Regions from separate parts of the Homo sapiens genome. Here all the other regions are linked to region 1. Evidence: read pairs that join two places in POLR2A ChIA-PET (ENCODE). Cell type or tissue: MCF 10A. All regions are shown on one strand. Each heading gives the region's core, and the rest is flanking DNA. Links, peaks and the distances in the headings are about the cores only.

Region 1 (7,316 bases), core at 1,291-6,290:
CCATGTCACACACCTGTAATCCTAGCACTTTGGGGAGATGAAGCGGGAAGATAACTTGAGCCAAAGAGTTAGAGGCTGCAGTGAACTAGCATTACACCACTGCATTTCAGTCTGGGTGACGGCGAGACCCTTTCTCTAAAAAAGTACAAATAAAAGTAAAACCATCTCCTTCTTGAGGCCTATCCTAACCACCTCATTTAAAATTGCAAGACTTGCTTCATCTCTATTATCCTTCACTGTATTTTCACTATAGCACTTGCCACTTTTATTATTTAATTTCCTTATTGTCTGTCTCCCTTCTCCTCCACCAGGGGTAAGCTCCATGAGAACAGGGATCTTTGCTTTGTTTTTATTCAGTGATGTACCTAAACACCGGTGACAGGCTCTGGCACATTGTTTGATGCTCAAAAATTGTTAAACAAGTAAATTAAAATCCTGAGTTTTCAGAGTCTTTTTGATATATTGTCTAACTAGGCCACTATACCATGATGCCAACATGATAAATCTACAGGTTTCATATAATCTGCACACTTGTCAGGATAGAATTTTGCTTTGGGGATGACCATTTTGTACTCTGGCAGGACAAACAAATGTTGGATGTCTCAGGGGCTTTGTTTACTTTTATAGATGTGTTTCTATTTTTCTTCTTCTTTTGAGACGGCGTCTCGCTCTGTCGCCCAGGCTGGAGTGCAGTGGCATCATCTTGGTTCACTGCAATCTCCGCCCTCCCTGGTTCAAGCGATTCTCCTGCCTCAGCCTCCGGGACTATAGGCGCGTGCCAGCACGCCTGACTAATTTTTATGTTTTTTAGTAGAGACGGGGTTTCACCATGTTGGTCAGACTGGTCTGGATTTCCTGACTTCGTGATCTGCCCGCCTCGGCCTCCCAAAGTGCCGGGATTACAGGCATGTGCCAGCGTGCCTGGCCATGTTTCTATTTTTCTAAGTATACTGTTGCTGCAAGGATTTGTTCCTTGAACTCCAATACTTCTGAAGTACAGGGAAGCATTTTATAACCAACTCTCTGAACGTTTTGCCTCAAAGGAGAAAAAATTATTACACCGTGTGGGAGTGCTAACTGCAGCCAAAAATATTTTGAAGGACTTCCCATATTACTAAAGTCTCTAAAGAACCTCATTTATCTTTACTAGGAAAAAGTTATTGCTGTTTTAAATTCTCTTCTATTCCAGAATTTGCCTTGAGAAGCTGTTCTTTCCTTGAACAATGGATTAAAAAAAAAAAAAAAAAGAACAAATCCAAAGGCATGGGCAAAAGGGGCCTAGTCCACACCATTTACTTTTTTTTTTTTTTTTTTTTTTGAGACAGAGTCTCGCTCTGTCGCCCAGGCTGGAGTGCAGTGGCACGATCTCGGCTCACTGCAAGCTCCGGCTCCCAGGTTCACGCCATTCTCCTGCCTTAGCCTCCCGAGTAGCTGGGACTACAGGCGCCCACCACCACACCCGGCTAATTTTTTTTTTTAATTTTTAGTAGAGACGGGGTTTCACCGTGTTAGCCAGGATGGTCTCGATCTCTGACCTCGAGATCTGCCTGCCTCGGCCTCCCAAAGTGCTGGGATTACAGGCGTTGAGCCACTGCACCCAGCCCAGCCCACACCATTTCTATACTGCCTTGACTGTCTTAAGAATCTGGGTGTAATCAAAGTTTTGGTTAACATCTACCCTCTTTTAGGGAACACAAATGTGGTACAAATTAATTCAGACACCTCAGTTTTAGAGTAAGAAAGAAAAACTACATGAACAATGAATTGGCAATTCTGGAATTCACTAGTCTGGTCTAGCTTGACAAACACAAATGAGATACAGGACTACATAAACAAAGGCCTTTTCACCTCTAGGGCAGATCATGAAATTGTGGTGATTCAAAATCTGTTTATTTGAACATGGTTCTCTGCATATTTAAAGTTCACTAGTTCCAACAGTGTTTGGGTTTTTTCGGTTTAGGAAGCTGGAAAAAGTCTTAAGGTCGATATGAGGATGGGGGAGGAGGTTAGCTCTGGATTTCTGTTTAACTGTTTTGCAAATGTACGCCATTGGTCATAAGGGAGATGTTAACTGTGCAAACACCACCCACTCTTTTTTTTTTTTTTTTTTTTGAGACAAGAGTTTCGCTCTTCTTGCCCAGACTGGAGTACAATGGCGCGACCTCGGCTTACCGCAACCTCTGCCTCCCAGGGTCAAGAAATTCTCCTGCCTCAGGCTCCGGAGTAGCTGGGATTACAGGCATGCACCACCACGCCTGGCTAATTTTCTATTTTTAGTAGAGACGGGTTTCTCCATGTTGAGGCTGGTCTCCAACTCCTGACCTCAGGTGATCCGCCTGCCTCGGCCTCCCAAAGTGCTGGGATTACAGTCGTGAGCCACCGCGCCCAGCCACCACCCACTCTTTAAGAAAATACAAATCAACGCCATTTTTTGTACAATAAAAGTATGTGCTTTCTGTGTTAAATGTAATGGTTAAAGGTATAAAGCATCTGTTTTGGGCTCTGTCGCCCAGGCTGGAGTGCAGTGGCACGATCTCGGCTCACTGCAAGCACCGCCTCCCGGGGTTCATGCCATTCTCCTGCCTCAGCCTCCCGAGTAGCTGGGACTACAGGCGCCCGCCCCCAAGCCCGGCTAATTTTTGTATTTTTTTTTTTAGTAGAGACAGGGTTTCACCGTGTTAGCCAGGATGGGCTCGATCTCCTGACCTCGTGATCCGCCCGCCTTGGCTTCCCAAAGGGCTGGGATTACAGGCGTGAGCCACTGCGCCTGGCCCAAAGTATGTGTTTTATAAATAAAAATGAACCCCAGGAATTAGGAGTGTTTAAACAGACCCTTCTAGTCTGTTCAAGTGCTGGGCAATCATTCTTCGAATCTAAACTGCCCAGCTAATTAGAGCCATAATAATTTACCTGAGTTATCAGGCTACTGTAACAGATTCCAAATTTCCACTAAAACTAATAGTTTTACACTATTTCATTTTCATTGTGCAGACAAAAAAGAAAAAAAACACAGCATTTAAAAAAAAATTCTGTAAGCTCTCACCGCCAAAAGGAAGGATAGGCCAGGCGCGGTGACTCACGCCTGTAAGCTCAACACTTTGAGAGGATCTCTTGAGCCTAGACGCTCAAGACCAGCCGGGGCAACATGGTGAAACCGTCACTACAAAAGGTTAACTTAGCCCAGCGCCAGGCACGGTGGCTTATGCCTGAAATCCCAGCACTTTGGGAGGTCGAGGCGGACGGATCACTTGGTCAGGAGATGGAGACCATGCTGGCCAACATGGTGAAACCCCATCTCTACTAAAAATACAAAAATTCGCCGGGCGTGCTGAGGCGTGCCTGTAGTCCCAGCTACTCCCCGAGGCGGAAGTTGCAGTGAGCCAAGATCCACTGCACTCAAGCCTGGGTGACAGAGCGAGCCTCCTTCAAAAAAAAAAAAAAAAAAAAAAAAAAAAGCCCAGCGTGGTGATTCGCGCCTATTCTCAGCTATTCAGGAGGCTGAGGTGGGAGGATAACCTGAGTCCAGGGAGGTCGAGGCTGCAGTGAGCTGTGATTTCGTTACTGCAAAAAACAGAGACCTTGTCTTAAAAAAAAAAAAAAAAAAAGGATAGTTGATGTCAAAAGATACGGTATAAAAATTTAAAGCTCTATGCAGTGCTTTTGGTCATAATGAAACTAAATTATTTGGAATCCAAAAGCCTCTTCTCAGATATTTCTTTCATCTGGAAGCCATCAAATCCTGATCGATTCCTTCAACAGATGTTCTTTTACCTTTTCATCCTATCATTATGAGCTTTACCTCCTGTTACTGAAATAACTCCCTATAATTATACATAGTAAGAATATAAAGGGCTGGCTCTTCTATGTACTCACGCTGTGAAGAAAAACTTAAAAAAAATTAAACAAAAAAACCTTGTACGAAAGCAAAGGAAGAAGACAAATTTAGCAGCAGTTCTCTTGAATTTCCTGGCTTTGTTGATTTCGAACCACAAGGTTAACATTAAAACACAAAGACTCACATTTAAATATTTCTTTTGAAATCAGAAAAACAATAGCTCTTTGAAATGACGCTGGAACGCACACAATAGATTCTACTGGGTCAATGTATTATTTATATACTCATCTGAACTTTCAAAAGAAGTTAAATGGGAGATATTCTCAACAGGCAAAAATAAGATATTCCAATCTATTGTTCAAGTTTATGGCTCCGATATAAATAATGGGCTATAAACCCGTATCTGGAAAACAGTTGCGCAGTGCGTGCTTAATGGCCAGCCAATGAAAACCAACGTCTCATTCTACTCCGTCTTTCAGCACGTCAAGGACATCCCACTCCGCCTTTTTTTTTTTTTCTTTTTAAAGAGGCCAACCGCTGGGGACACCTGGTTTTGGCACCTTTATGAGGCCTCCCAGCAGCACAGGAGCTCTAAGGGGCACGCTCTGCAGTTGAGCTATTTGCAGAGCTCCATGATCGCTCAAAGCCGAGCACGCGCACGGGTTTGCTACTGGCACCAGCACAAGGCTTTAGACAGGCACTTCCCACGGCTGAGTTCTAGGCATCCCCTTTTTGAAACGTGTTCTCTCCACCCTGCAAGGGTGGGGTGAGAAATCTCACTTTCGAAGGGCTTGCAAGGAGGAAGAGAGTCGGCGCCTTGCGGATTCCCCGGCCGCGCTTCAAGGTTCACACGCCGCGTGGCAGCTCGGATGCAGCCCGGTTCCGAGGCGGTCGGCGGTCGAGACTGGGGCCTCGAGCCGAGAAGCGAAGAACAAAGCGGCCGCGTTAGCCCGCCGCCCCGAGGGACAGCCCGGGCGCGCCCGCCGCTCCGCCCACACCCCGCCCCTCGGCCGCGCGAAATGGCGGCGGCCGCACCACAAAATGGCAGTCGCTCGGTCGCGGAGAAGCACCTGCTAAATCCCGTGACTCCCTCCCCCTGCCCTGCCCCGCTAGCGCCAACGTCGTTCTCCCCGCCCAGGCGCCCCGGTCTTCCCACGCCGCCCCGCCCAGGGGCAACAGGGTCCGGAGCCCGCCAACAACGCGGCGCCTTTGTGCGGGCGCACGCCACCTTTACTCAGCCACACGGGCCCCTCTCCGGGGGGCTTTTTCTTAAAGGGGCAACCGCTGGAAGAAACGGAGCACCGCCGCCCGGGACGCCCCTCAGGCCCGGGGTTACTACGGTTTCCCCAACTCGCAGCGTTAGCGTCAGGCCACCAAAGTGAAGATGGGTGGTGAAAGGACCACAGAGCCCGATAGAAGAGAAAACCTAGGAAAAATTAGTGAAAGACGCCCCCAACCAATGCTTTGGCGGCCACGCTGAGTCCTAACGTACTGAGCCCACTCGACGGGGCCCGTGCGCACAGGCGGCTCCAAAGGGCGGGTTTCGGCTTTCCTTCCACCTCGCAAAAGTCCAGTGAGCGCTCTAGGTTTCTCATGGCTACCCCCTGCCCTCTCCCCGTGCTGGGGAGTCTCGGGGGCTGAGCAGTGGCAGAGGGAGGAGCGGCTGCCGCGGTCCCTGTGCTTTTTCTCTGGCGTGAGGGTCTCAGTGGCCTTGGGCTCTGCTTGGGCCGTGGCTTGAAGGTTGGAGGTGTCGCGGTGCGCTTGGGTTTTTTCGCTTTCTTTCAAACGCTTGCTTCCTGGCGCTCCCCACCCCCCAGCGTCCCTTTGGCTCCATCTTTCCAGAAACTTCTCTGAGAAACTCAGCAAAAAGCATCCAATTTCGCCACTGCTTCCCCCTCCGCGCATGCGCGAGACGCCAAGCGGAAAGCCTTTGGCGCGCCGGAGTGTGAGAGTGGTGCGTGAGCGCGCGCGCGCTCGCCGTGCGGGGGCGGTTCTCTCTGACAATGAAGGGAAAGAATTCCCCCTCCCCTCAACATTCCGTCCTCGCGCAAGCGCGTCGGAGCCACTTCCTTGGCCTTTGAGGGAAGGGGGAGGGGTCGTCCCGAAGCGCGCTAGTCGTGTTTCCGCGCGCCTGCGCACGGGGCCGTTTTCGTCTCGCTGTGTTGTCCGCGAGTCTTTGCTGTGAAGTGCGTCTGAACAGCTCGCTTGTGCCCGACCTACTTTTTCCTTAAGGCCCACTCGCGGAAACTAGTTTCTTGTGGGGTTATCGATTCTGTACCCCGAGTTTCCTGGAGATTAGTCTCCCCTTTGTGCCCCGGGGATGAGGCTGGACGGCGTCGCGCTGGCTTGTCTTCCACCCCTTCCCGCGCCATGTTTGGAACGGCTGTTGACTGGATCCCGTGTGGAGTGTGATGGAGCCTTCTCGAAACGGGAAAACAGTCCTGGCCGAAGGCTTGGGTGGTGCCTGGGCCGGCTTATATTAGGCACTGCGTAGAATGTTTGCTCACTAAGCCCAAAGAAAGGTGTCTTTTTTTTTTTTTTTTTGAGACGGGAGTCTCTTGTCATCCAGGCTGTAGTGCAGTGGCGCAGTCTCGGCTCACTGCAACCTTCGCCTCCCGGGTTCAAGCGATTCTCCTGCCTCAGCCTCCCATGTAGCTGGGACTACAGGCGCCCGCCAATACGCTCGGGTAATTTTTGTATGTTTAGTAGAGATGGGTTTCACCATGTTGGTCAGGCTGGTCTCGAACTCCTGAGCTCAGGTGATCCGCCCACCTCGGCCTCCCAAAGTGCTGGAATTACAGGCGTGAGCCACCGAGCCCGGCTTTGCCCCCAGCCTGGGAACGGGGTCTTGCTGTGTTGCCCAACTGTTTTGGAAGTCCTGACGTCAAGAGATCCTTCCGCCAGGGCCTTCCAAAGTGCTGAGATTACAGGTGTGAGCCGCCACGCCCGGCCTTTAAAAAAAAAAAAAAAATCAAAATGGTTTTAAAAGGTGTCATTTTCATTGGAACGGGGTGGGGCTCCTAGTGCCCGCCACAGTCCTCCACTCAGGCCGGCGGGGCGGGCCCTGGCCTCGGCCTCGGTGCGTGGGTGCAGAGGGCCTAGGCCGCAGCTGCTTCTCCCTCTGCCGAATTGAGCTGGGCGGTGGTAACCATAGTGGACCGCACTTCCTCTTCGTTCAGTGCCTCCCCTCATTCTTGTCCTTTAGGGGTGTGGTGGAAATTATTACCAGGGTTATGGGTTCTTCAAAATACAAAAAGCCAAACCAAAACGAAAAAAAACCCTCTTGTGTAATGAACTTCCCCCGCGTGCAAAATTCGGGGAACCCGGGCGGCTTGCCTCTGCCTCCCGCCTGCGCGGTCTCCCTAGACGAATTGCCTCCCGCCTAGCCGCCTCCCTAGACGTATTGTCTTGTGACGCACCCCCGAGTCCCTGTAGGTGCAAGGCTTTAAAAAGGGAGCTTTTTCGAGAAGAAAGCACATCG
Region 2 (7,316 bases), core at 883-5,882, 52 kb after region 1:
CGAGGAATGCACAGGTACTAACTAGATGGTGTGGACAGCTGACGCAAACTGGGCATATACAATGGGACACACCTGTACTAGGATGAAAGGCACAGCCTAGAGGGCTGGCAGGTGTTGGGTAATGCTCAAGTTTCAGAGTGATGGCAGAAGAGTAGGTTGGTAGGCCCTCATGGCTCTGCTTGGCAGCATCACAGGCCACAGCCCCCCTGGGGCTCTTGGTTCCCCCAGGGTCCAACCAAGTCTGAGTCATGGGGCTAGGATGAAGTTTCCCTTCCCTCCTCAGCAGGAAACCCCCTTCTTCCCAGAAGAGAGAGGGGAAAGGAGGCAATGGGTGACAGGGTCACTGCACCCACCAGAGATTGGAATTTTAGAGCAAGCTTTCTTCTTAAATAGATTTTAAAAATTAGAATGAGCTGATTTTTAAAAAATGTATTTCTCACATTTTCATTATATAGTTGTTACATTATTAAAATTTACTTTGCATTGTCATAAGCTAGAAGATATAAGGGAGAAGCTTGGGAACAGGAATGGGGGAAAGAAAGACACACACACAGTTCCTGGGCGGGGAAGCAGACATGTGAAACCCTTTGTGGTGTTTGCTTAAAGTAACAAGGAAAGCATATAGAAGAACTTCAAGTAACCAAACTTTTCAGCTCTTCTGCCATGTTAAGATATGGAAAGTCTTATGTCTCTCTCTTCTCCAGTGTGTTAGCTTTGCATTAGAACGATGTACTTTTTTTCTTTTTTTTTGAGACAGAGTCTTGTGTTGTTGCCCAGGCTAGAGTGCAGTGGTGTGATCTCGCCTCACTGCAACCTCCACCTCCCGGGTGGAGCAACTCTCACGCCTCAGCCTCCTGAGTAGCTGGGACTATAGGCATGCGCCACCACATCTGGCTAATTTTTTGGCTAAATGGATTACATGTGTGAGCCACTGTGCCCGGCCTAAAACAATTTACTTTTTAATTGAAAGGGAAATGAAAGTATTTCTTATTACTGATGGTATTCTTTGCACAACCTGTCTGTATATTTTTTTTTAATTACATATGCTGAGTAAAGTATATCAAAAGTTATCTATAACCCTATTACTTTTTTTCCTAATGTTAGACAATTTAAGATTCTTTTTTTTTTTTTTTTTTTTGAGACAGAGTCTTGTTCTGTCGCCCAGGCTGGAGTGCAGTGGTGTGATCTCGACTCACTGCAAGCTCCGCCTCCTGGGTTCACGCCATTTTCTTGCCTCAGCCTCCCGAGTAGCTGGGCCTACAGGCGCCCGCCACCCCGCCCGGATAATTTTTTGTATTTTTAGTAGAGATGGGGGTTTCATCATGTTAGCCAGGATGGTCTCGATCTCCTGACCTTGTGATCTGCCCGCTTTGGCCTCCCAAAGTGCTGGGATTACAGGCATGAGCCACAGCGCTCGGCTTGTTTTATGGGTTAACAGTAATTAGAATATTTAATGAATTCTGGATTTTAACAACAGATATAAGGTAATAAAAAGGAATATGACCCTTTTAACTTAAAAAAGCATGAAAGTCTGCAGTCTAATAAGAAGCATTTTTTTTCTGTAAAGACCAAATCTGCAAATCATGAACAATTTAGATATTATAGTTTCTTTCCTAGAGGGGGAATTTTACTCACATATCCTTTTGTCTTTTCTTGAGGAGATTTTGCAGTTAACTTATTTTAGTTAGGAGAAATTATTTTCTTCCAAGTTCAAGTAGAAAATTTTTCAAAAATGCTGTCATTTTTGTAGTCTTGTGAAAGAATGTGGATGAGGCTATAAAGGTGAGGAAAACCATTAAGAATGGTGGCATTGTATGTATCAAAGTGACAATGTACCTTCCATTTCTCTCTCTCTTTTTTTAAAAACAGGTATGTGCATTCAGGTGTCAATTGGGAGAAGGAATGCTAATTTTATTACCTGGCTGTACAGTTTCTTATGATACGTGGCATGTGCTGGGAACTGCCAGACATAGCAGCAGTTTTAAAATATATATGAAGTAAAAGTCAATTCCTTTCCTTTTCCTTTTCCTTTTGTTTTTCTTTTTCTTTCTTTTTTTTTTTTAAAGGCAGAGTCTTACTTCGTCACCGGGCTAGAGTGCAGTGGTGCAATCTAAACTGACTGCAACCTCTGCCTCCCAGGTTCAAGCGATTCTCCTGCCTTAGCCTCCCTAGTAGGTGGATTACAGGTTGTGCCACCAGCTAATTTTTGTATTTTTTAATAAAGATGGGTTTTCGCCATGTTGACCACCCAGGCTAGTTTCAAATTCCTGGCCTCAAGTGATCCACCTGCCTCCGCCTCCCAAAGTGCTGGGATTTCAGGCATGAGCCACTGAGCCTGGCCTAAAAGTCAGTGTTTTAAAGTATTAAACAAATTAATAATTAGTGATCATTTTTCGGTGATGATCATAGAAACAAATTTGTCTGATTTATTATCCAAAGTTACCTATAATAATGAATAGGCAAATAATTTCTGGATTCAGTGGTAGATATAATTTTGTTTTGTAGCTTTGTGATTCTTTATTTTTTTTTTGAGATGGAGTCTCGCTCTGTTGCCCAGGCATGAGCCACCACGCCCAGCCCATTCTTTGATTTTAATTAGTTTGTTCTGCTTCGTTATTACTTTTTTAGATCGTCTAGAGGTTTCAAAAGGGAGAATTTCTTGCTGAAAATTAGTGTTATGATTAAAACATATTCATTGCTTTGGACCTTTCCAACTGTTACATGAAGTTTCTTTTTAAGCATACAAGAGGAAGTGTACGTGGAGTTTCTATCTTGACGTTTATAATTATTCTTTGTGATGGACTCCTGTAAGAGCCAATTAATGGTTTTATTGACTGTGTATGATTAAGTATGCTCTTTCCTTAAAATATGTGTATCTAAATTCTTTAAAAAGTTACCTACTTGGAAGGGTTAGGGAAGAAAAAGAACAGCAGGCATATTAGTGTCTGTAATACTTGAGAAACATTAGGTCGTGCCTCATTTTGAGCGGCTCTCTTAAATACTTTACAAAAGAATAAGCATTTGCTTGTTCCCTGCTTAATGCTATTTTGGTACTGTTTAGCAGCATGGAATAAATGTTCAGCAGTGTGTGCTTTGGACAAGAAATACACCAAAAAAACCCTTTTTTTCCCATCAGTGGCAGACAAACTGCAGAGGTCACTGAAGAGCCCACAGTTTGGAAACACATTATTTTTTTTGGCTCCTGTATTGCTTGCATCGTTTGTTATTGTGCAATAAGCAACACACAACCTTCTGTTTTAGGGGGTCATATTAGCCAACCAAGCCTTTTTTGTGCTAAATATGGAAATGGAAGAGTACTTACTTAATTGTTCTGGTAGGCATAGCTCTCATAATGGATACCTGTAAATAGGTCTGTTTCCTTTCTGGATTTCCTTTTTTGGTCAAATACAGCATTTTAGTAAAGTTTTGTTTTTTTGTTTTTGTTTTAGATGTGTAGGTGTTGTCAGCTGCAGGGTCTTGTACAGAATAGGCATTCCATTTTGGAAACAAGTACTGGGCTGACCCATATTGCTGAAGTGGGAACCTTGCTTTTAGTTAGGATGCTCGACTGCAGAGGAATGAGAACCAGGTAGCCTTAGCTCTGGAAGCAGATGAGAAGCGCTCATCTGGGCAGCCCCTGCGTCTGAATATTGTGGGGGAAAATAGGAACTGTTGTTTGTGACTCGAACCAGCCTAAACTGGAACCATCCAGTTTGAGTTGGCTGCTTGCCACCTCCCGGAGGCTTCCTTGTTTTGCCAGAGTTTCTCCACAGCCCTCAGTCCAGGGGCGGGGCGCAGGGACCCGGCTGCTGCGTGGTGACTGGGCCAGGCGGTGGGAGGGGCAGGACGGCTGTGCCTTAGTGTTCCTGGAGAGGAGGATTTCAGATCTAGCCAGGGTGAACGCCCGACTGCAAGCTGGTACAAACTCTATTTTTAATACATCTTTCTGTTATTAACCCTTGCTTTAATGGTAACTTTTAGTCTTCTACCTTTTAGAAGCTACGGCTTCTGTAAAACTGCTTCTGCACTGCCAGTGCTTGGCCACATCACAACATGGTCAGCATTTGGTGACAAGGAGTTTATTACCAAAGTCCCCAGGAGCGTTGCTTTTAGTTAGGTTAGTCCATTTGAAATAAAGAACTGTCCCTCTCACCCCTTCTCATTCTTACCAATTAGGTTGTACTGAGGTTTTTTATTTTGGTTTCTTAGGTGGAAGGAATTAAAATAGGTTTTGGTGGCAAAGTTGTGACATGACATGATGTCTTGTGGGTTTTAATTTACTCTGGATGATTGATTGGTTGATTTTTGAGATAGGTTCTTGCTCTGTCGCCCAGGCTGGAGTGCAGTGGTAATTTGCACATTTGCAGCCTTGACTTCCTGGGCTCAAGCTATCATTGCACCTGAGCCTCCCAAGTAGCTGGGATTACAGCCACACACCACCACGCTGGGCTAATTTTTGTATTTTTTGTAGAGATGGAGTCTCACTGTGTTGTCCAGGCTGGTCTTGAACTCCTAGGCTCAAGCTATCCGCTTGCCTTTGCCTCCCAAAGTGCTGGGATTACAGGTGTGAGCTGTGCCTGGCCTGAATTTTTTTTTTTTTTTTTTTTTTGAGACGGAGTCTTGCTCTGTCACCCAGGCTGGAGTGCAGTGGCACGATCTCAGCTCACTGCAAGCTCCGCCTCCCGGGTTCACGCCATTGTCCTGCCTCAGTCTCCCGAGTAGCTTGGGACCACAAGCGCCCGCCACCACGCCCAGCTAATTTTTTGTATTTTTAGTAGAGACTGGGTTTCACCATGTTAGCCAGGATGGTCTCGATCTTCTGGTCTTGATCTCCTGACCTCATGATCTGCCTGCCTCAGCCTCCCAAAGTGCTGGGATTACAGGCGTGAGCCACTGTGCCTGGCCGAAAAAAATTTTTAATGTTGCTAAAAATCAGAAAGTCAAGCCTGGTCTGATGGTATGTTCCTGTAGCTTCTCTGGAAGTTGATGTGGGAGGCCTGGTGTTTGAGACATAGCAAGACCTCATCTCTTAAAAAAAAAAAAACAAGTCCTTCAGGTACGGTGGCTCACACCTGTAATCCCAGCAGTTTGGGAGGCTGAGGCGGGTGGATCACTTGAGGTCAGGAGTTCGAGACCAACCTGGCCAACATGGTGAAACCAGTCTCTACGAAAAAAATACAAAAATTAACTGGGCATGGTGGTATGGTGGACGCCTATAATCCCAGCTGCTCGGGAGGCGGAGGCAGGAGAATCGCTTGAGCCCTGGAGGCAGAGGTTGCAGTGAGCCAAGATTGCACCACTGCACTCCAGCTTGGGTGACCGAGGGACACTCCGTCTCAATAAAAACCCCAAAATTAAAAATAATAACAAGTAATTACGCAGATTAAAGTTTTAAATAACAAATTTTATTTTATTTTATTTATTTGTCTTTTTTTTTGAGACGGGGTCTCACTCTGTCACCCAGGCTGGAGTGCAGTGGTGCTGTCTCAGCTCACTGCAACCTCCACCTCCTGGGTTCAAGCGATTCTCTTGTCTCAGCCTCCTGAAAACAACAAATTTAAAAATAAAAACTGCCATGTCAAATTGTATTTGTTTGACTTGGAAGCAAACTATGTAAACTCTTTTTTTTTTTTAATTTTATTATTTTTTTTGAGGCAAGAGTCTTGCTCTGTTGCCCAGGCGGAAGTGCAGTAGCATGATCTCGGTTCACTGCAGCCTCCACCTCCCAGGTTCAAGTGGTTCTCCTGCCTTAGCCTCCCTAGTAGCTGGGATTACAGGCACACGTCACCACGCCTGGCTAATTTTTGTATTTTTAGTAGAGACAGGGTTTCGCCATATTGGTCAGGCTGGTCTCGAACTCCTGACCTCAGGTGATCCGCCCAGCTTTGCCTCCCAAAGTGCTGGGATTATAGGCATGAGCTACCACACCCAGCCAAAGTATGTAAACTCTTTTTTTTTTTGAGACAGTGTTTTGCTCTTGCTGCCCAGGCTGGAGTACAATGGCGCGATCTCGGCTCACCGCGACCTCCACCTTCTGGGTTCAAGTGATTCTCCTGCCTCAGTCTTCGGAATAGCTGGATTACAGACATGCGCCACCATGCCCAGCTAATTTTGTATTTTTAGTAGAGACAGGGTTTTGCCATGTTGGTTGGCTGGTCTTGAACTCCTGACCTTAGGTGATCCACCTGCCTCGGCCTCCCAAAGTGCTGGGATTACAGGCATGAACCACTGCGCCCGGCCAATCATTTTTACTTATGGTAAAACTTTACTCATTGCAGTTTAGGTGATCTTGTTCTTTCCTTATATCTCTTTTGGGGTGTTTGTACTTGGAAGTTCTCTATGGTCATTCTTAGAAGCCAAGGCACAAATTTACCTTGCCCCAAACAAGGAATCATGCGTGTCCAGAAATTAAGGAAAATGTAGGAATTCTCATTTTAAAATAAACATTAGCATTTTCTTTCTTTCTTTTCTTTTCTTTTTTTTTTTTTTTTGAGACGGGGTTTTTTGCTTTTATCACGCAGGCTGGAGTGCAATGGCTTGATTTCGCCTTGCTGCAACCTCCGCCTCCCAGGTTCAAGCAGTTCTCCTGCCTCAGCCTCCTGAGTAGCTGGGATTGCAGGCATGTGCCACCACGCCCAACTAATTTTAGTATTTTTAGTAGAGATGGGGTTTCACCATGTTGGTCAGACCGGTGTCAAACTCCTGACCTCCAGTGATCTGCCCACCTCAACCTCCCAAAGTGCTGGGATTACAGGCATGAGCCACCGTGCCTGGCCAACATTAGCATTTCCTGGAGTTCAGAATTAGCTGAGGTTTTATTCTTTATACAAGCACCCCTCTATCAATCTGTGTCTTAGAGTACAAACTGAATTGGCTTCAAAGGGTAGTCTTGCTGTCCATTCCTGTGTGAGAAAATGGAAAGAGCACTCTCTGGTCATTTACTTACTTATTAGTTATTCATTAAGTTATATGCTACTGGAGTTTACTGGTGCTAGAAATTATGATATCTCTATAGAACACCTTTTTTTTTTCCCCATTATTTGAGATGGAGTCTCACTCTGTTGCCCAGGCTGAAGAGCAATGGCGCCATCTTGGCTCACTACAATCTCCATCTCCCGGGTTCAAGTGATTCTTCTGCCTCAGTTTCCCAAGTAGCTGGGATTACACGTGCCTGCCACCATGCCCAGCTAATTTCTGTATTTTTCAGTAGAGTTGGGGTTTCACCATGCTGGCCAGGCTGGTCTCGAACTCCCAACCTCAGGTGATCCACCCGCCTCGGCCTCCCAAAGTGCTGGGATTACAGGCATGAGCCACCG
Region 3 (7,316 bases), core at 796-5,795, 68 kb before region 1:
CGCCTCCCGGGTTCAAGCAATTCTCTGTCTCAGCCTCCCGAGTAGCTGAGATAACAGGCGTCTGCCACCATGCCCAGCTAATTTTTGTATTTTTAGTAGAGACAGGGTTTCACCATCTTGGCCAGGCTGGTCTTGAACTCCTTACCTCGTGATCCAACCACCTTGCCCTCCAAAAATGCTAAGATTACAGGCATAAGCCTCCACGCCAGGCCAAATTTTTGTATTTTTAGTAGAGACAGTGTTTCACCATGTTGGCCAGGATGGTCTTGAACTCCTGACCTCAAGTGATCGCCTACCTCCCAAAGTGCTGTGATTACAGGCGTGAGCCATCGGGTGGCCAGATCTGGGTTTTGATGCCTGCGCTCTGATATCCTCTAGGCACACAAAGAATGCAGACACCGGTCAGACGCATTGATAGTGAGCTTGTGAGCCAGCCTGTCCTGCCCTGGGGCTATCATCGCTTTCGTCCACCCTTGGCAGCAGGAAACTGCCCCTGGAGAGGGCCAGGAATCGGGGGGTGCCTTGTGGAAGAGGTGATGTTTGAGCTGGGCCTCTAAGAGAAAGCTGAAATTCACCCTGTGGGGGCAGGACAGGAAAACCATAGAAGAAACACTGCAAGGCAAGAGAGAGGACATAGGAAGGGCGAGTGGTCCAGGGGCTCAAAGAGGCTGAGGCTGCCGCAGTTGGACTTCATCCTGAGGTGGTGGAGAGCCATACTTTTTTTCTTTTTTTTTTTTTAGACAGAGTTTCGCTCTTGTTGCCCAGGCTAGAGTGCAATGGTGCCATCTCACCTCACTGCAACCTCCACTCCCACGGGTTCAAGTGATTCTCCTGCCTCAGCCTCCCAAGTAGCTGGGATTACAGGCGCCCGCCAGCACACCCAGCTAATTTTTGTATTTTTAGTAGAGATGGGGTTTTACCATGTTGGCCAGGCTGGTCTCGAACTCCAGACCTCAGGTGATCCACCTGCCTCTGCCTCCCAAAGTGCTGGGACAGAGTCTCACCGGGGTGCGATGGCTCACGCCTGTAATCCCAGCACTTTGGGAGGCTGAGGTGGGCGGATCACGAGGTCAGGAGATCAAGACCATCCTGGTTAACATGGTGAAACCCCATCACTACTAAAAATACAAAAACAAAATTAGCCGGGCGTGGTGGCGGGCACCTGTAGTCCCAGCTACTCGGGAGGCTGAGGCAGGAGAATGGCGTGAACCTGGGAAGTGGAGCTTGCAGTGAGCCAAGATCGTGCCACTGCACTCCGGCCTGGGCAACAGAGCAAGATTCCGTCTCAAAAAATAAAAATAAATAAAAAAAGACAGAGTCTCGCTCTGTTGCCCAGACTGGAGGGCAGTGGTGCAATCTTGGCTCACCACAACCTCGGCCTCCCAGGTTCAAGCGATTCTCCTGCCTCACCCTCCCAAGTAGCTGGGATTACAGGTGCCCACCACCACGCATGGCTAATTTTTGTATTTTTAGTAGAGATGGGGTTTCACCATGTTGGCAGGGTGGTCTCAAACTCCTGGCCTCAAGTGATCCACCTGCCTCGGCCTCCCAAAATGCTGGGATTACAGCTGTGAGCCACCATGCCCGGCCCATGGAAGGTTTTTGAGTAAAGGAGAAAGAGATTGATGCTCTAGAAAGATCAGGGTTAGGAGGTGAGACCAGAGGCCATGGAGCCTCCCCATCTCTCCCCTTGCCCCCTGCCCACTGCCCAGGCCTGAACCAGGACCCAGGTTTTGGAGATTGGGTGGAGTGAGAGAGTCTGGCACTAGAAAGCAAGCAAGGAGGGTGCTGGCTCATGTGCAGGGCTGAGAAAGGTCAGAGCAGAGCAAAGTGGCCAAGAGCATGGGCTCTGGGTTCCAGTGCCACCTCACCACCGTGTGACCCTGGACAGGTGACTTCTCTCTGAGTCTCGATTTCTTGATGTGTTAGGTGGGTGATGATAGTGCCTGCCCTGCAGCCACCTTGTGAGTGTTTATGAGTTAATGAGCATAACGTGTGAGTGTTTATGAGTTAATGAGTATAACATGCTCAGGGCAGAGCCGGTCTTGGTGAGGGCAGCTCTCACTGTGCCCTGCCCACTCTGCCGCCGGAGCCTAGCCCTGACGCCCTGGCAGATCCTGATCTGTTCTCTTTCCCTCCCAAAGCAGAGCTGGCCTGAACCTCCAGGACTTCAGCCCTTCTAGGAGAATCTGATCCCAGGTGAGGGAGGTCACTTGGGGTGTGGCCCAGCAGGCAGGCGGGACTCCAGACTGGGAACGGAAGTCAGCCCTGCTGGGGCTGGGAGCTGAAGCATCTGTTCCTTCCTCGCGGGTGTGAGACAAGGAAGAGTGATCATTGGTGAGGGCTGCCCTTTGCTCCCCTAGGTGTGCAGGTTCGGGGGAGGGGCAGTCAGGACTTTTGGGTCTCACCCCTGTGGCCAAGTTCCCTGGTGGGTCCTGTCTTCCCCAGCAGGACACCCCCACCCCTTCTCTGGCTGGGCTGGGTGCTGGACTGAGTTGTTGAGATGGTAGGGTGGCTGGCCTGTCTTTTTGGGAGGAGGGAGGCTCTCTCCTCTCGGGGGAGGGTGGCTGTGTGTCTGGGTGGCAATCCTGTGCTGTACCCCACTCTGTCCCTAGCCACACCAGGAGCTGAAGCCATGGCCTCAAAGCCTGAGAAGAGGGTGGCATCGTCTGTCTTTATCACCCTGGCACCCCCGCGCCGCGATGTGGCCGTGGCGGAGGAAGTGAGGCAGGCAGTTTGTGAGGCCCGGCGTGGCCGCCCCTGGGAGGCTCCTGCCCCCATGAAGACACCCGAGGCTGGCTTGGCGGGGAGGCCCAGCCCCTGGACAACCCCTGGCAGAGCTGCAGCCACAGTGCCGGCTGCACCTATGCAGCTCTTCAATGGAGGTAAGAGCTGAGGGGACTTTGGGGAAGACCACGTCAGAGGCAGAGGTGGGGAGGAAAGGGCAGGCTCCAGCGTCATTCATTCATTCATTATTCATCCTGACAAAATTCACACATCAACGGGAAACAAAAAGATGTGCCCCTTCTGGGTGGGCAAGGGAGCCCGGGAAATAGAGGCTAGATGTCAGAATTTCCGGGACATTTTCATGGGTTATTGGGATTATGGGAAGAGGATCTTGGGAGTGTGGGAACAAGATCAAACTTGCCTGGGAAGGGCTGTCCTGTCACTGGTCAGCATGGCTGGCTGGCCGTTTCGTCTGCCAATTTAATACCCTCAAGCAGAGCACGGGGATCTTGGGGTTCAGTCTCCCTGAAGTGAGATAAGTTTTAGGTGACCAGCTTGGTCATGCGCCTGGTCTGACTGCAGGACACAAAGGCTGGCCCCGGGCCCTGGGGATGCTGCCAGCTGCTTGAAGCCGTCTACACCGAAGGCTGCCATCTGCCATCTGCTTAGTACTTGTCCTCTCAGAGTCATCCTCGAGCGGGTCCAGGACCCCCTTTCTGCCCACCTGCCCTGTGGCCTCGGGTCCCCCTGCTTCTCTCTTGAATTCCTGCCCGCCCATCATAGCCTATGGGCCCTGCACCGGGAGGCAGGCACTGGGAGAGGCCACAGCACTCTTACTGCCTCTCCAAGACCTGGTTCCTGACTCCGTGAGCTCATCGGAGCCTCTTTCTCTCACTTCCGCTGAGTCAGCAGCAGCATCACCCGGGCCTGTACCAACACAGTCACTGGGTCCATTCCAGCACAGCCGCAGGCTCCCACCCCAAGTATCTCTGATTCAGCAGATCTGCCGTGGAGCCTGAGAATTTGCATTTTTTTTTTTCGAGACAGGGTCTTATTCTGTCACCCAAGCTGCAGTGCAGTGCAGTGCAGTGGTGTGATCACGGCTCACTGTAGCCTCAACCTCCCTGGCTCAAGCAATCCTCCCACCTCAGCCTCCCAAGGAGCTGGGACCACAAGCTCTCACCACCAGGCCCAGCTAATTTGTGTGTGTGTGTGTATGTGTGTGTGTGTGTATATTTTGAGACGAAGTCTCGCTCTGTCACCCAAGCAGGAGTGCAGTGGTGCGATCTCGGCTCACTGCAACCTCTGCTCCCCAGGTTCAAGCAGTTCTCCTGCCTCAGCCTCCCAAGTAGCTAGGATTACAGGCGCCCACCATCACACCCAGCTGATTTTTGTATTTTTAGTAGAGACAGGGTTTCACCAGGGTTGCCAGGCTGGTCTCAAATTCCTGACCTCAGGTGATCTGCCCGCCTCAGCCTCCCAAAGTGCTGGGATTACAGGCGTGAGCCACCGCGCCCAGCCTAATTTTTTTTTTTTTAGATGGAGTTTTGCTTTTGTTGCCCGGGCTGGAGTGCAGTGGCGCAATCTCAGCTCACTGCAACCTCCGCCTCCTGGGTTCAAGTGAATATCCTGCCTCAGCCTCCTAAGTAGCTGGGATTACAGGCATGCCCACCACGCCCAGCTAATTTTGTGTTTTTCGTAGAGATGGGGTTTCTCCATGTTGGTCAGGCTGGTCTCAAACTTCCAACCTCAGGTGATCTGCCTGCCTCAGTCCCCCAAAGTGCTGGGATTACAGGTGTGAGCCACTGCACCCGGCTTTTTTTTTTTTTTTTGAGACAGGTTCTGGCTCTGTCACCCAGGCTGGAGTGCAGTAATGTGATCTAAGCTCACTGCAGCCTCAACCTCTTGGGCTTAAGTGATCCTTCCACGTCAGCCTCCCAAGTAGCTAGGACTACAGGCTTGTGCTGCCATGCCTGGCTACATTTTTTTTAATTTTTAGTAGAGTTGAGGTCTCACTATGTTGCCCAGGCTGCTCTTGAACTTCTGGGTTCAAGCGAACTGCCTACCTCGGCCTCCCAAAGTGCTGAGATTATAGGCATGAGCCACCGTGCCTGGCCTGAGATTAAGTTTCTTGCCTAAGGACACACAGCAAATCAGTGGCAGAGTTAGACATGGAACCCAGGCCGGGGTGATCCCGACCGGGGCCCTCAGCTTCCCTCTGTATGGCCATGTAGGTAAGTAAAACCCTCCCAGGTCCACCTGGGAGGCTCTGACCAGCCCTCTCTCCTCCCCCATTGCAGGATGCCCACCCCCTCCTCCTGTCCTGGATGGTGAGGACGTGCTTCCTGACCTGGACCTCCTCCCACCCCCTCCACCGCCCCCTCCAGTGCTTCTGCCTTCTGAAGAGGAGGCTCCTGCTCCAATGGGGGCCTCACTCATTGCAGACTTAGAGCAGCTGCACCTGTCCCCGCCCCCGCCCCCACCACAGGTACTGCCTGCCCCCCGACCCCCAGCAATCCCTTGGTCCCCTTGGTTGGGGCACGGGGAGTCTGGGCCTTCTGGGCATTCAGGGGTTCTAAACCTGGACTTTGTCTGGTGCATTCTTCTGCTCGGGGGCAGTCCCTCTTTGAAGCTCTCAGAAGTCCCTATTTAGGCAGGTAAAAATTGGTTAAGTGTTTCAGGGTCCCTGGAGAGGGATGCCACTGCCTCGCTGCTGCACCTGCCGCAGACACCTCCTTCAGCTCTGAGGAAGACGTTTCCCTGAGTCCGACCTAAATCCCTTAGGCTGCATAGGAAACCTGGATTTTTGTTTGTTTGTTTGTTTTTGAGATGGAGTCTCGCTCTGTCACCCAGGCTGGAGTGCAATGGCATGATCTTGGCTCACTGTAGCCTCCACCTCCCAGGTTCAAGCGATTCTCCTGCCATAGTCTCCTGAGTATCTGGGATTACAGGCACCCACACCATGCCTGGCTAATTTATTGTGCTTTTATAGAGACAGGGTTTCACCATGTTGGTCAGGCTGGTCTCAGACTACTTACCTCACGTGATCCGCATGGCTCGGCCTCCCAAAGTGCTGGAATTACAGGTTTGAGCCACTGCACCTGGCCAGGAACCTGTTTTTTAACCCTGGGCCCTTAACAGAGGCTGTGTAGAAATGGGGGGCGTCACAGGCCAAGGGCTTAGTCCACTTCAGTCCAGCATCCATGGGGAAGCCTGGTTGCAGGAGAGTCCTTCTAAGTAGGACAAGGAGCAGTGGCTGATTGAGGGACCCCAGTCAGCTGCCACTGTGACCTTCCTGCTGAGAGACTTACGCAGGTCCCTTGCTTCCCTGGGCCTTGGTTTCCTTCTCGGTACAATGCGGCTAATTGTACCTGTTACCACCCAGATGAGGAACAGAGCTGGGAGGGCTGCATGGGGTCCCACTGGATGACTCCCCGTCTGCATCCCCACAGGCCCCAGCGGAGGGACCTTCAGTCCAGCCCGGTCCCCTCAGGCCCATGGAGGAAGAGCTGCCACCTCCCCCGGCAGAACCTGTTGAGAAAGGGGCATCCACAGGTAGGTGCACAGGGCTGAGAGGATACTGGGGTGATCTCATGGGGCCAGCATGGGCTTCCAGGTAGAAACCAAGAGAGTGAGGACCCCTCTTCCCATCCCCACCCCAGCTCATGTTAACAATGATGGGCTTTGTAGTTCGGCATCCATTTAATTTGTATTGCTTTAGCCTTTTTCCCTTTATACCTAAATTCTATTTAAAATGTTAGTCTGCAGTTTGCTATGATAGCAAAAATGTCTTGAATTTTTTCTCACTATTTTATTTTCTGAACACCTAATGCCCTCACACAGTGCAAAATAAACAGCATGAGTGGGGACACAGTGAGAAGCCTGCAACCTGCCCCATCCCCCTACCACCCGGTTTCCTTCCAGATGGGTGTCCTCTGTCATTGAGCTCTCATGTATCCTGCCAAAGACACTATGCACATACGAGCAAATACAAATATGTGTCCACCTGCTCCCTCCCCCCATTTTTCCATAAGTAGCAAACTAGGCTCTTCTGCTGTTCACTTTCTTTCCTTCGTACATCTCAGAGCTGGTCACACATCAGAATATAAAGTGGCTCCTGGCTGAGCGTGGTGGCTCACGCCTATAATCCCAGCATTTTGGGAGGCTGAGGCAGGTGGATCACCTGAGGTCAGGAGTTCGAGATCCGCCTGGCCAACATGGTGAAATGCTGTCTCTACTAAAAATACGAAAGTTAGCTGGGTGTGGTGGTGTGTGCCTGTAATCCCAGCTACTCGGGAGGCTGAGGCAGGAGAATCTCTTGAACCCAGGAGGCGGAGGTTGCAGTGAGCTGAGATTGCGCCACTGCTCTCCAGCCTGGGTGACAGAGTGAGCTTCCGTCTCAAAAAAATAAAAAAATAAAATAAAATAAATAAACAAAGTGGCTCCTGGCTGGGTGTAGTGGTTCATGCCTGTAATCCCAGCACTTTGGGAGGTCAAGGCAGCCAACAATCCCTTTGTCCTGAAACTGCTGTCCAGAATTCCTTATTTATTTATGTTATTTATTTTTATTTTTATTTTTTTAGACAGAG
Region 4 (7,316 bases), core at 1,210-6,209, 120 kb after region 1:
GTGGGCATCTGAGGGCTTTTATCTTAGCAGCTAAGGGAAGTGGAAGGAGGGGCTCAGGAGAACAGACCCGCAGGAGGGTTTAGGAGCCTGCCCGTGTGCAAAGGCACTGAACCAGGCACGGCTCCCGGGTGCTCTGTAGGGGAAAGGCAGGCAGAGAGGCCACCCTCAGACCTGAGGCTAACCCTTGCCAGCACCCACAACCGAGGCAGGGCCAGATGAGGAAACTGAGACCCAGAAAGTCAGAGGCAGAGCCCACATCAAAAGCCAAGGTCTCTGGCCATCTGCTTGGGAGCAGCTGCCAATAACCTACCTTCTGTGGCCAAGGCCTCCGCATTTCCCCCAGGGCTGGTAGCCGGCTCAGCAAGTGACTTGAGGGCATGGCAGGCCGTGATGATGTCCTGCATTTGGAGGAAAGTGGCCACGGCCAGCACATCATCCACGTTCTCAGGGCTCAGGCTCAGCTTGGCCGTGTACATAAACTCCAGCACCTGCCCCAGGCCTACCAAGGACAGGACAGCTGTCACAGACCCACCTCAAGATCCGGCACCGGCAGCCTGCCCCACCACTCCACTCAGCAGCAGGACGCAGGGATTTAGGAACAGCTGAGTGGCAAGCCTGCATCGCCCCATCTCCTCTGTGGAGAGGAGGCAGGTAACCTGGGGGATCTCAGCACTACCAACAGCCCTTGAAAAGAAGTGCTCGCTGAGGGTCTGAATGCCTGCCCTGCACAGAGAACAAAAGGTGTGAACGCCCACCCTGCACAGAGGACAGGAGGTGTGAATGCCCACACTGCACAGGGAACAGAAGGTGCAACTGTCCGCCCTGCATGGAGGAGGATGGGCTGTGAATGCCGCCCATGCATGGAGAAAAGGAGGTGTGAATATGCACCCTGCACAGAGGACGGGGGTATAAATGCCCATCCTGCAGGGAGGACAGAGTGTGAATGCCTGCCCTGGATGAGGACAGAGGTGTGAATGCCCACCCTGCATTGAGGACGGATGTTGTGAACACCTGCCCTCCACACCCTCTTATTTGGCCGCTACACTTCACCAGTGGAGGACACTCCAACCTGACTTTCATCAGGGCTCTGCTACCAACTCTCTATCTGACTGACCTCCAGGCCAGTCACTGACCTCTTTGGGTCTCAGTTTCCACATCTATAAAATGGGAGAATAATACCTTCTCATGGCATGTCACGTCAGTCTGGGTTGGGAGTCTGAATCCAGGACCAGTTCCTTCCACAACCCCAAGGTCTTCCTGACACTGCTCCCAGCCCCTAGGCCTTCCCCATCACCTCTCCCCACGCTTCTAGTTAGCACTGGGGTAGATGCTTCAGGACTGACTCTGCCACGGAAAGGGGCCAGAGGGCATAGAGCCTGCCTACTCTCTGCCCCTCCCAATGAGGCCTTTCCTGTGTTCACTGCGGCCTAGAGCTCATCATGAGCCCTTCCTGCCCGTTCTCCCCTTACCACTCCACTACCAATCAAAACAGGCCCCCAAAAGGTGGGAGGAACTTAGTACTGAATTGCTCATGGCCTGAAGCCTGTGCGGGAGGCCTGTTGCATCCCACAGCCTGCAGGTGCTGCCCCTGGAGGGCCTAGCATGGCACAGGGCCGGCCATAGCTTCTGGCTATCAGCAAGCTCAGCCCCAGCCCTGACGGGGTACCTGCCGCGTTACTGATGTCCAGGTGCACCACGTCCTTCTGGTCCACGAAGAGCATCTTGAAGTACTCGCTGCAGGCCGCCAGCACTGCTTTATGAGCCTTAAAGTGAACACCGTCCACCACAAAGGTGCAGTCACAGAGAAGCCCCAGCTGCCGCTGCTGGTTCAGCTGTTCCAAGACATGCTGGCTGTGCTGGGGAAAGTCCATGGCTGAAGAAAGCCAAAGGGCGTTGGGGTTAGCACGGAGAAAGGACGTCAGACACGCTCAACAGTCACTCCTAAAGTCCCAGGCGAGCACCATGGAGAAGACAGAATTAAAACAAGTGAGGGCATTTCTGCCACAAAAGGGCAGTTCAGTCCAGATACCCCCTGCAAGCCAAACTCAACCAACTGGTGGCTCCTGTATTCCTGGGTTTACTGTCCAGGAAAAGTGGCCCAAACCAAAAAGCACTGGGGCACCAACACGAGGCAGCCGCCTCCGTATTCAGCCTGATAATAACATGAAAAAGCCAAAAAAGGGAACAAATACAGAACACTGAAATGTGTCATCATTTCAAAAATGAAACGACATGGTCACTTTAACATTTGTTACAAAAAGAATGCATGACAATCTCAGAATAAAGGACAGATGTTTCAATTGGACATGTTGGTCTTTAAGAAAACTTTCCTATTTTCTCATTCTCTCATGGACAGGTGAAGACAAGACGGTGTTTCATCAGCCAGTGTTGCAGAACTCGGCCCCTCTCAGGCTCTGCACGTACCCCATCCCCCGACAAAGCCTAGCTCTCCCTCTCTTTCTGATTCATGGGAACTACCTAGAGTTGCGGAGTCTTCTGACTCCAGAAACCTGTGTCCTGGTGGCCATCCCAGGAGAAACAACTTTGATCCTGACCCCAAGAGCTGCTGACCTGGCCACAACTTCTCTGTCAAGGGCCTCACTTAATGCCTGGAAATCCCACAAGTGAAAATGCTCAGGAAAATTCCATGGCCCAGTGCCGAGCAGTCTTGAACCGCACAAGCCGTGACTAAGTAACTATCTAAAACAGCTCTCCCTCCCGCCCCAACACCACCCAGAGTGGGCGTCAACATCAGCAATTGTCTAGGGAAAATAAGCGGGCCCTCTTTTCTAGAAAGAACCCATTTCAGAATGTTTGAAGAGAAAAATCAACACCCACTGTCTGGGGCCACATTAGACAGATTCAACTGGGCACGGCTGTCACGCCCTGGCCCAGGATCTGCTAAGGGGTAGTGAGTTCTCTGCCTACTCCTCCTCTTCTCTGAGGCCTGAGTCTGCACGGGGCTGGCTCCCCGGCTTCTGGGCAGGTGAGAGGGACACTTTGGGGCTCTCCGCCCCCAGTTTCGGCAGCTCTGCCCCGGCTCAGGCACTCCCCTGTGACATCAGCATCTTGGGGGGTGAATCACTGCCGCAGCTCTGAAGCTGCTGTGGCCATGCATGGCTGTCGGGCTGTGATGAGTCCGGAGGAAGCCACGCCCCTCACACCAGCACAGGTCGGCCTTGAAGGGCGCCAAGGCCTCCCACCACGTGATGTCTGGAAACTTTTCACAAGTGGGGGTATCTGCTGAGCGGGGGGAAGTGACGCAACAAATAACGGGGAGCATGGCAGTGGCAACAGGCATGAGCCACAGCGCACCAGCCTCCGAGCCACAAGTTCAGCGTTGCTGCTGCTGCCAGAGGCCCAGAAACAGCTGTTCCCTCCCCCTACACATCCCCGCGCAGGCTTTGGCTCTCTCAATGACATTCCTAAATGGCTGTGGCTAGAGCCCTAAGTGTAAGCACTGGAGAGCCAGGGCCAGCCCCGAAATCAGGAGGTAAGGCCCTGGGGCAGCTGGCCCCGCACCAAGTGCACCAAGTGGCTGGCAGCAGCACACGGCCACCTGGAGCAAAGCACAGAGGCCTTTCTCTCCTGTCCTCAGTCCCTGGAAGCAGCAGGTTCCTATCTGTGACCTGAAGGAACGCAAGGGAGAATCGTGGCTGCGCTGCTCCTATGCACTGGACATGGGGAGGCACCAATGTCCAGCTTGTGGATCAAGACCTGAAGGGCACAAAGGGCAAGGTGGGTGCAGAAGGAACCAAAGGCAGGGGCGAGGTGGGCCCAGGCCACGGCAACCCTAGAGCTGTCTTCTCCTGGCTGTGGAAAAGGTCACGTGAGCACACAGGTGTGTGGGTGGCAAGCCCTGGGCCTCAATTGCTAGTCACCCCCTACATACCCAGGAGCCCCAAGTGCAGAAGAGGGGAATACCAGGGCCCACACAGGGCAAAATCCTCAACTGGCTTCAGAAGCAGCCCATCTGGAACTTGCAAGTGAGGCCCAACCCTTCTCTCCAGGCTGTGTGCCTGGCTTCCTCACCTTCCCCAGGAGCCAACCCGAAACTTGAGCCACCCAGGTGCTAAAACAACCTGGGGAGCATCAGCTGAACCCCCAGAGGTACAAAGAACCCTCTAGCAGGAAAACCATCTGACTTGCCGGGAAGAGACATGTGAGGAGACTCCTAGCCAAGGGGAGGGACAGGATCAATCCCCTTGTGTGGGCCCAAGGCTGGGATGAGCCTCCCTGTGGCCATGTGCCCTGGGGCTTCCTGGCAAGCGCAGCCCCGCCCAGCCATACAGCTGTCCTGGGACTGGATGGATGGATGGATGGGTAAGCTAGATAGATTAGATAAGACACATTCGCTAGATAATAAAATAGTAAAGGCCCCAAGGACAGGGTGGGTGGTGGCCCAGCCCCCCACATACCACCACCCGCCAAGAGAGCAGCTGTGTGCCCATGAGCAACATTTTCCACCGTGCTGACTGCACTTTTCCAATGCAAGATGCCCGCCCAGAAGTGGGCTCCTCCCACACACGGGTGTTAGGAGGAGAAACAGAGGCGTCTATAATCCTCTGAGGCTGCCCCAGCAGAGAAACGCACCAAAAGGGAAGAAAACAGGAGAAATGATAAGAAGGGGGGAGGAAGAAGTGAAGATGGGCAAAGTAAGGGAAGGAAAGGAGAGAGAAGAAGGAAGGAAGGAAGGGAGAGAGGGAGGGAGGGAGGGGCCCTGTACCCACAGAGAGATCAGCAGCAGCTGAAATGCGCTTACCAGTACAATCTGGGACTGGCCTCCCAGGGGTGCAAGAGCAGCTCGAGGGGGCCAGGAGGGGGCGGACTAAGTGCTAAATGGTGTTACCCGCAGAACTGTGTCACTGTGGACTTTACAACCGAAGCCCCACCCTCACAGGGCAAGTGGAGCTCAGGGTCCCCCAGGCTGTTCCCCAGCCGGGAAGCTTTAACAGCCCCTCTCTCAAGGCCCGTGGCGAGACGGAGGCATGGCCGGCTGGGTCCTTCCCTCTGAGGGGCTGAGCTAGAACTAGGCAGTCCCCCACCTCCAACCCACGTGAACTGCTCTGGAGGGATCACCAGCCTGTATCCTAGTTCCCCTCTTATCTATTCCTCAGCGACAGGAACCCAGCAGGACGGCCAGGCTTGGAGGGACATAGGAAAAGGGTTTGGGAGCGAAGGGGTGTGCAGGTCCTAGGAACATATCCCCTCCTAAGTACGTGCTAGGAGGTGCTGTCTGGGGAGACGTTAACCACAGTAATCAGATCAACAGCCAGCTGCTCCCCATCGCCCCCAGATGTGCGGGAACACAGGGTGAAGAAATACTGTTCCCACCAGGCAGCCTGCCCCACCCCACCCTTGGAATACGGTGCCCATCGCTCAAGCACAAGTGTCAAGGTCTGTGGTCTTGTCTTCACCTTGCGTGATGGGCGATAAATATGTGCACTAGTTAAAGCAACTTCTAAGGAAGATCCTAAAACCTTAGAACCATAGAAAATGCCAACAGAACGAGACCACAGAGCCCAGCAGCCCAGAGTCCTCATTTTAGATGCAGACTGACCTGACCCCCACTCACAAAGTCTTAGCTGCAATCGGGCACCTTTTCCCAACACCTCTAGTCACTCAGTTTTTCTCCCTCACCTCAGGTGTCAGAGCTGGGATGCTGTCCTGATGACCAAAAGCTTAGGTGGACACAGAGCCCTGGGCTCCCTCACGAGGAATTCACTGGGGAACAAAAAAGTGAGGCACTGAGGACACCTGCAGTGTGAGTCCGGACAGGCACACTGACACAGCGGAACAGACGCGGCAGAACCGACACGGCGGAACGGACGCGGATGATGCAGAGCCCCTCTCAGGATGGCCAGCCATTCCTCCCCTGCCAGGGCCCACCACGCCTCCCATGGAGAGACGGTGTCTGTTTCCCTCCTGTCGGAATCTGGATGGCCCAGAGACGACTCTGACATCAGGATGCTGGGACTGTGCCAATTCCAGACCTAAACCTAAAGAAGCCTGGAAGATTCTGCTGTGGCTCCTGGGAATCCAGTCACCGAGCTGGAGGAAAGTCCAAGCTCCCGTGTGAGTGGGAGACACATGGAGGGGCTCTGGGGAGAGGGCACATGGAGAAGAGCAGAGAGGCCACTGACAGCACCAATGCTCTGTGGCGAGGGACACACTTTCCTGGACCTCCCAGCCCAGCTGTGCGCTGCTGCACGCACGGCCTCAACCAACACCTCGGGGAGCAAGCGACTGCCTGTCCACCCATCCAACTAAGAAAGACTGACTCACCGATGACTTATGCCACTGGGTTTTGGGGTGCTGTGCTGTGCAGCAGGAGATAACTGAGACGGACGGTAAAACCAGGAAGAAAAGGAAGTGATTCAGCCAAAGGTTCAGGATGACGGTTCTCTCTGGATGGGGGAGGGTAAGCAGGGGACTTCTGAGATCCTAGAAGAGTTCTCTTTCTTTACTTGGAGTCCCCTGGATTTATTACTTAAACTAAATGTGTATATTTCATATACATTTACATGAAAACATTCCAATTATTTAAAAAAATGTATTTTTTTTTTTTTGTAGAAGCAGGATTTCACCATGTTGCCCAGGCTGGTCTCAAACTCCTGGGCTCAAGCAATCTGCCTACCTTGGCCTTCTAAAGTGCTGGGATTACAGGCGTGTGCTACTGCACCCAGCCATTTTTCAAAAATTTTAATAAGAAAAAAGTGAGGTTCAGTTGCCAGACTTGATCCAGTCATGGCACAGAGTGTGCTGGCCAAGGCTGGGTTGCTCCCAACCACACTCCCGGCCATGCTCACCAGGGCTGCCTTGAGGCCCAGCGTGGCAGCGAGGGTCAGAGGAGCTAAGAGAGCCGCCAAGGCTCCTGCGGGTGGGATTTGGAAGGGCTGGCCCCAGAAAGCACAACCCATTGCATCTGTCTTGCAGTCCCAAAGCACCACAGACTGCTGAGTAAGCCAGGTTTCTGTTTGGGCCGTGAAATCCACTCTGGTGCCAAGTTCCATACTGCTGCCTCCACGACGCAGGGATTCCAGTGGCGGCTGAGCCCCATGGAAGCAGCAGAGCCTCCCGGGACAGGCCAAGCAGGACCTGGATCTGGGTTCCACCAGCCACCCGCAGGTGATCTCCAGCAAAGCTTCTCCAATGGCCAACAGGGCTAATGGTATGACTTCCTTTGTGACAGGATTAAATTAAGTAACATAGGTCAAGACCCTGTACAGAGCCTGGCATATCGTGAGCATGCAACAAACTACTGTTGCCAGGAAGCAGAGATGCAGATGATAGTTTCATTTTTTTAGGCCAAAGTC

What was found. ChIA-PET counts read pairs that join two places held together with the same protein. Peaks named below come from ENCODE experiments on the same cell type or tissue, not always from the same donor. Only the 100,000 strongest peaks of a DNase experiment are listed, where the experiment ranks them.
Region 2: POLR2A ChIA-PET joins it to region 1 with 37 read pairs; 27 of 35 experiments call an interaction of 5 or more read pairs at or near these places.
Region 3: POLR2A ChIA-PET joins it to region 1 with 15 read pairs; 12 of 35 experiments call an interaction of 5 or more read pairs at or near these places.
Region 4: POLR2A ChIA-PET joins it to region 1 with 17 read pairs; 26 of 35 experiments call an interaction of 5 or more read pairs at or near these places.

What each region holds. Positions count from the first base shown.
Region 1 is chr1:15,830,121-15,837,436 of GRCh38, forward strand. SPEN-AS1 (SPEN antisense RNA 1) reads right to left here. Exons shown (of 2, transcript NR_024279.1): 2 at 4,095-6,786. Among named protein-coding and RNA genes, the nearest start is that of SPEN, 14 kb to the right of the region's middle. RefSeq lists silencers at 4,749-4,978, 7,134-7,316 and enhancers at 4,868-5,853, 5,419-5,528, 5,719-5,768, 5,999-6,048. In MCF 10A, for the core only: no CTCF peak of the experiment used is centred there; DNase peaks (open chromatin) are centred at 3,371, 4,301, 4,821, 5,831 and 1 weaker place.
Region 2 is chr1:15,882,690-15,890,005 of GRCh38, forward strand. The region is part of intron 3 of SPEN (spen family transcriptional repressor); the gene reads left to right. Among named protein-coding and RNA genes, the nearest start is that of SPEN-AS1, 38 kb to the left of the region's middle. In MCF 10A, for the core only: a CTCF peak has its summit at 3,083; DNase peaks (open chromatin) are centred at 3,222 and 3,772.
Region 3 is chr1:15,762,349-15,769,664 of GRCh38, forward strand. It overlaps FBLIM1 (filamin binding LIM protein 1), which reads left to right. Exons shown (of 9, transcript NM_017556.4): 2 at 2,148-2,337; 3 at 2,616-2,885; 4 at 5,028-5,215; 5 at 6,180-6,282. The coding sequence starts at 2,636. Among named protein-coding and RNA genes, the nearest start is that of FBLIM1, 7.2 kb to the left of the region's middle. In MCF 10A, for the core only: no CTCF peak of the experiment used is centred there; DNase peaks (open chromatin) are centred at 2,203 and 3,633.
Region 4 is chr1:15,946,625-15,953,940 of GRCh38, forward strand. It overlaps ZBTB17 (zinc finger and BTB domain containing 17), which reads right to left. Exons shown (of 16, transcript NM_003443.3): 3 at 1,667-1,873; 4 at 311-499. The coding sequence starts at 1,871. It overlaps LOC124903855 (a long non-coding RNA gene), which reads left to right and starts at 3,307. Exons shown (of 3, transcript XR_007065486.1): 1 at 3,307-3,738; 2 at 5,646-6,421; 3 at 6,937-7,316. RefSeq lists enhancers at 1,901-2,010, 2,611-2,780, 3,272-4,059, 4,479-4,528, 5,772-6,971. In MCF 10A, for the core only: no CTCF peak of the experiment used is centred there; DNase peaks (open chromatin) are centred at 2,657, 3,137 and 5,977.